Regions from separate parts of the Homo sapiens genome. Here region 2 is linked to region 1. A link is a contact called in ENCODE Hi-C or POLR2A ChIA-PET data. All regions are on one chromosome and are shown on one strand. The core of a region is the stretch at or near the end of the contact, and the rest is flanking DNA. Distances in the headings are between cores, read along the strand shown. Region 1 holds the start of LINC00705 (long intergenic non-protein coding RNA 705). Region 2 has its middle 14 kb from the start of MANCR.

Region 1 (2,928 bases), core at 372-2,871:
TAAGGTTAATTCATTATTGATGAGAGAAATTTTTTTGTACATTTTGTGTAGTCTAAGTGTACAGTGCTTGTAAAGTCTGCAGTAGCATACAGTAATGTCCAAGGCTTTCACATCCACTCACCACTCGCTCACTGACCCAGCCAGAGCAACTTCCAGTCCTGAAAGCTGCATTCATGGTGAGTGTCCTACACAGGTGCATCATTTTTATCTTTTATACCATATTTTTACTGTATCTTTTCTATGTTTAGATATGTAAATACCATTGTGTTACAATTGCCTACAGTATTCAGGACAATAACAGGCTGTACATGTTTGTTGCCTAGCAGCAGTAGGTGTGTAGTAGGCTCTTCTGTCTAGTTTTGTGAAAGTTCACACTATGATGTTTGCATAACAACAAAATCACCTATGGATGCGTTTCTCAGAATGTATCCCCATTGTTAAACGATGCATGGCTCTGTGTGTGTATGTGCAGGACTCTGTGTGTGTGGTATATGCATACCACATACGCACACATCCACACTATACTATGCACTCTACATATATACAACTACATAGGCAAATATAAAGCTGCATGTGCATAAATACACAAACAAACACACATACATATGTATAAAAGGTAATGTATTGATATTAATACTGACAATGTGTACTAAGCATATATTTATATACCCTTAAATGTATATTATTTTAATACATACTATATTATGTTATATACTAATACACTTTTTTAAAACTGAAAGAAATCTCGTTGCCAATTTGTGTTTCTAAATATGATGTCCATATTTTTTCTGATTTTATTACTATAGCTGTGATCACGTCATGTAACTTAATTTTGATGATGTTTCTCACAGTATAGTTTGAGGGTATCCAGCCTCAGATTATCTGAGGATGTAGCTCAAGATTTCCTAATTTTGCAAACAGCAAGCTTCCCAGGAGATTCTTAGATTCCTGCTAACAAAAGGCGGAGACTCACTGGACAGTTACTGAAGATAGACAGTAGGGGGCGGAAGGGCCCACGCTTCTTTGATATTGGTGGCTTTGGTTTTTCAGTGACGGGGGACACTTTGACTTCAGGTATGTTCTGCATTTAGAATTTTCAAATGAACGTTTCTTGTCTGTTCCCTTCTTTTTTCTGCCTCCAAACATAATGTCTATCATTGTAAAAGTAATAAAAAATCACTGAACAAAATTTGGAAAATACCAAATGAATAACAATAGAAATAAAGTAAAAAAAGAACCACTCAAATTCCCATCATCAAGAAATAAACATTCTGATAATATTTAATTTTATTTTCCTATATATATTGTGTGTGTGTATATATGTATGTGTATATATATACATATATTCAAAATGTATTATAACACAAAATGTATAAAATATATAATAGTATAAACAAAATTATATTATATATGTCATTTTCATGTCATATGTCAGATATAGCATATTAATACATACCCAGTTTTCTAAAATGCTGATCTCTTTGAAATATTCAATTATCAATTGTGTTTCTTTCCTCACTGAAGTTCCTTTTTACGACTTTTGGTAGTGAAGAGATAAAGTTCATTACAAAACATGCCAGGCTTAAGCAATTTTCCAAAGGGATTAACGAATTGCAGTGGCCGCAGGCTATGTAAAAATTTTTAAAAGGTGGTGTCTCTCATATTCTTCAGCATAACTTGGGTCACAGAAACCCAGGCATAAAAATTCATTGTGAACTCATATTCTACCATGGCCTGACACTGGTAAGTTATTTTGTTGCAAAAGCCTTAAGCAATTTGAGATGTCGAAGCACGTTTTCAAGAGTTAGCACATCTCCATTGTCTATAAACTGCATGCATATTTTATGCCTAAAAAATATTTCATCTTCTGATTTTCTAGCTTTCTTCTGCAGGTTGTTTTTTTTTTTTTAGAATATTTTTCAATCATTTTAATTCTCTATTGTAAAACTTGGAAATCTCTACTTATGGACTGCCAAGAACAGTCTGAAATTAAATCAATTTACTCTCACTCTTAGTGAATATTTTGGGAGTGCTAGGTATTGAATGTGTCCCCCAAAAGTTCATGTGTTAGAAATGTAATCCTTCTGCCCCTATGATGAGATGAATGGATGAATGAGGGCTCTGTTCTCATGACGGGATGAATGTTGCTGTCCCAGGAGTGGGTTTATTATCACAGCAGCGTTATTCTTGTGCCTGTGAGCTCTCCCTGGCTCCCTTGCTCCCACTCTGAGCATGTGATGCCCTCTGCCATGAGGTGAGGCAGCAAGAAGGCCCTCACAGATGCCGGCACTGTGGACTTCCAGCCTCTAGAACTATGAGCTAAATAAACTTTTTAATATAAATTACCTAGTTTGTCATCTTTTGTTACCAATAAGAAAAGGCAATAAGACCGGGAGGTTCTATTATGATGTCATTCATGGGAAAATGGTAGACAGGACAGAATCTTTGCTGGCTCCCTAGATACTGCCTTGGAATGTTACTCTTGGAAAACAGTGGCTACAGAGTGATGCCTTTCTCCATAACTTTAATTTACCTTAAGAAAAGCTTTGAGTGCTACTGAGTCGGGAATGAAAAACCTAGAGAATGTTCTGTCCTGTGGGAGCAAGGAGTATAGTTAGTCCCTGTATTACTACCCAAAGGGGCATGAGGCTTCACCCTCCTTGGGCTCCCTAGGGACTTATAATGCCTTCCTGTAATTATCGGGCCAGTTAATTTAATACTAATCCACTTAATTCAGTTAACATCAGATTTGTCCTAGGGATCTTGTTACATCCTTTTGTATACTAAAAGAGAAAAAGAAAAAAAAAAAGATTTGCTTCTCTTTCAATATTCCTGGGAAGTTGGATATCCACATGGAAAAGGCAGATCTCTAGTTCACAACAGATAAAAAATAAATTTTACTCAATGTGAAATTAAATGTAAAAAATA
Region 2 (2,700 bases), core at 179-2,678, 36 kb before region 1:
TTTTCCTGGCCAGATGCAGTGGCTTGTGCCTGTAATCCCAGCACTTTGGAACGCTGGGGAGGGCGAATCACAGGGTCAGGAGATTGAGACCATCCTGGCCAACATGGTGAAACCCATTCTCTACTAAAAATACAAAAATTAGCTGGGTGTGGTGGCGCGTGCCTGTAATCCCAGCTACTCAGGAGGCTGAGACAGGAGAATTGCTTGAACCAAGGAGTCAGAGGTTGCCGTGAGCCAAGATCTCACCACTGCACTCCAGCCTAGCAACAGAGTGAGACTCCATCTCAAAATATATATATATATATATATATTTCCTTATGTTGATTTGTGTATATATTAACCAACTCTTTCCTTTTATTCCTTTCTTTCATTTTTATACAATTTAAAATAAAATATATTAATAATAATTAACTTTATATCTCTGTATTTAAGTTACAGGATATCAATGGAGGACTGAGAGGACTCAGCTAGATGAATGAACTTTCACCTAAAAGGATTTTGTGGCCCATTTTTTGAAGAGCGTTAAGAGGTACATGGTTGTATGTAAAACAATTGCATAATATTAAACAAAATGCATGATTTTGCTGTTTTATTTAATTGGAAGTTGTCTGCTGAGGAGTATCATGTGTGAATGCCAATTAACAAAGCGTGCATCGTGGTCATTATACACTGTACCGACGTAGTTAACTAGAAAAGGAATCTGCCAATTATGGCCCGAGGGATAGATTCTGCCCACTCTCTGTGTTTGTAAATAAAGTGTTATTGAAACATAGCCATACCTACTCATGTGTCTGCTATCTATGGCAACTCATGCTCTAGAATGGCCTGGTTGAGTAGCTGTGACAGAGACCGTATGCTCTGTAAAGCCTAAAATGTTTGCTATCTGGCTATTTACAGAAAATTGCCTGTATGTACATCTATATTATATGTATATCACGGTCATGATTGCAATAATTTATGAAACTCTACTCTGACAATGTCTAAGTCCTTACTCACATTGGTGTTTCTGTCATCCAAACATAGTCATACACATAAACTTTATATAGCCATTTATACTGCCTGCATGCCTTCCTTCCTTCCTTCACCTTCCTTCCTTCCTTCCTTCCTTCCCTTCACCTACCTCCCTTCCTTCCTTCCTTCCTTCCTTCCTTCCTTCCCTTCACCTACCTTCCTTCCTTCCTTCCTTCCTTCCTTCCTTCCTTCCCTTCACCTACCTTCCTTCCTTCCTTCCTCCCTTGTCCTTCCTTCCCCCCACGCTCCATCCTTCTCCCTTCTCCCTTCCCGTTCCCCTTCTCCTTCCCCTTCCCCTTCCCTTCCCTTCGCTAAATTGTGGATAAAGAGAGCTATGCAGTGGCAAGTCCATTTCCCCAAAACCTACTCATCTGTTAGGAATGCTGAACAACTCCCTAGCTTCTCCTTCTAGCCCTCCTTTAACACAGACATAGGCTGGAGCATGTTATTTGTTTTACTGAACGGTTTGTTGTTTAGTTTTTCTCCCTTTAGAAAGATTAACAGTGATATAGCTAAGATAACAGCTTTGATTTTTTTGTTTGTTTGTTTTGATTTGTTTTGTTTTGCACACGTTACCTGGTGCTCCTAGAGGAAAGTCTGAAAGCGTTAAGGAGAAAAGATACTAGTCCTGCCTCTTTTGGGACTCCAAAAGCCCCAGGAGCCACAAATGAAAACACTGGCAGTGGGCAGGTGTTGGAGATTCCCCTTGGGCTGGCAGATGTCACCCCATCTATTCTGAATGACGAAGTTCACACCTGCTTGATTGTTAAAATTTGCTTTTCCATATGTTCCATTTATCTGTTGCTATATAAGAAACCACTCAGAATTTAGTAGCTTGGCTTAGGTTCTGCTCACCACGTGTTTCTGCTGCCTTCGGTGTGGGCTGGGCTGACTTGGTGACTTTCAGCTGGTAAATATCTTGGTGATTCAGAATACATATTAAAAAATGTGTCTAGGTAATTTCACTCCCTCCGTGTCTTTGGTAGCTTCAAAATACTTTGATTCCCATCTTTCTTTATCTTCTAAAAGCATGGTCCTCTATAATCTCTGATCTTTTTGTGGATCATATTTATATACAAATGTAAAATCACAGAATTTGTTTCACATTTTATTTGTAAATTTTTATTTTATAATGGGAATTTACCAAGCAAAATGCCAGGTAAATATTAAAATATTCTTATAGTTATGATATTAATATTTAAGGGACTCAAGGAGTTAAAGAAATATTCGTGTGTGTATGTGTGTGTGTGCCTGAGTCAGTTTGAGTGTGTGAGCATATGTGCGTATATGTGAATATATGTGTGTGCATATGTGTGTACATGTTTGTGTGCATATGTACCTGTGATCATGTATGTACATGCATGCATGTATGTGTGCATGTGTATCTCAATCCTGCATCACCTTTCCTTCAATAGTAACAATAGTGGTCATTTCCCCAAAATTATAGTAAAATTATTCTTTTTCTTCTAGTGTCTATTAATTTTACCTGTGGGAATAATTTATTTCAGGGCCATCTAACCTGATATAGGCTGTCTTGCAGAAAATAGATTTAATCCAAGATTAAAAAAAGGAGAATGAATTCTTTCCTGCTACAGGATAAACCCACTATGGCCGATTAAGCTGAAATAGAAGAACTCAGGCAATGGAGTGCTTCAGAAAAGAATTGATTTTTGATATTCATTCTACATA

The links. Hi-C counts contacts between places; a loop is a spot of excess contacts on that map. ChIA-PET counts read pairs that join two places held with the same protein, here RNA polymerase II (POLR2A). Pooled maps may share reads with other maps.
Region 2: POLR2A ChIA-PET joins it to region 1 with 11 read pairs in A673. The contact joins the enhancer-like site here to the promoter of LINC00705 in region 1. A Hi-C loop is called at or near these places in 8 of 168 maps with a recorded cell type or tissue (PC-3, PC-9, Right ventricle myocardium inferior and 4 more) and 11 of 50 pooled maps. POLR2A ChIA-PET finds 5 or more read pairs at or near these places in 10 of 52 experiments (A549, A673, AG04449 and 7 more).

What each region holds. Positions count from the first base shown.
Region 1 is chr10:4,654,849-4,657,776 of GRCh38, reverse strand. It overlaps LINC00705 (long intergenic non-protein coding RNA 705), which reads right to left and starts at 1,621. Exons shown (of 3, transcript NR_015425.1): 1 at 1,457-1,621. It overlaps MANCR (mitotically associated long non coding RNA), which reads left to right. Exons shown (of 4, transcript NR_024475.1): 3 at 52-176.
Region 2 is chr10:4,690,684-4,693,383 of GRCh38, reverse strand. No RefSeq gene overlaps it. Among named protein-coding and RNA genes, the nearest start is that of MANCR, 14 kb to the right of the region's middle. Within about 2 kb of position 1,428, at least 4 of the 41 ENCODE cell types and tissues checked have a DNase peak (open chromatin) inside an H3K27ac peak, as active enhancers do; they include A673, PC-3 and mammary epithelial cell, where a contact is called at or near this core.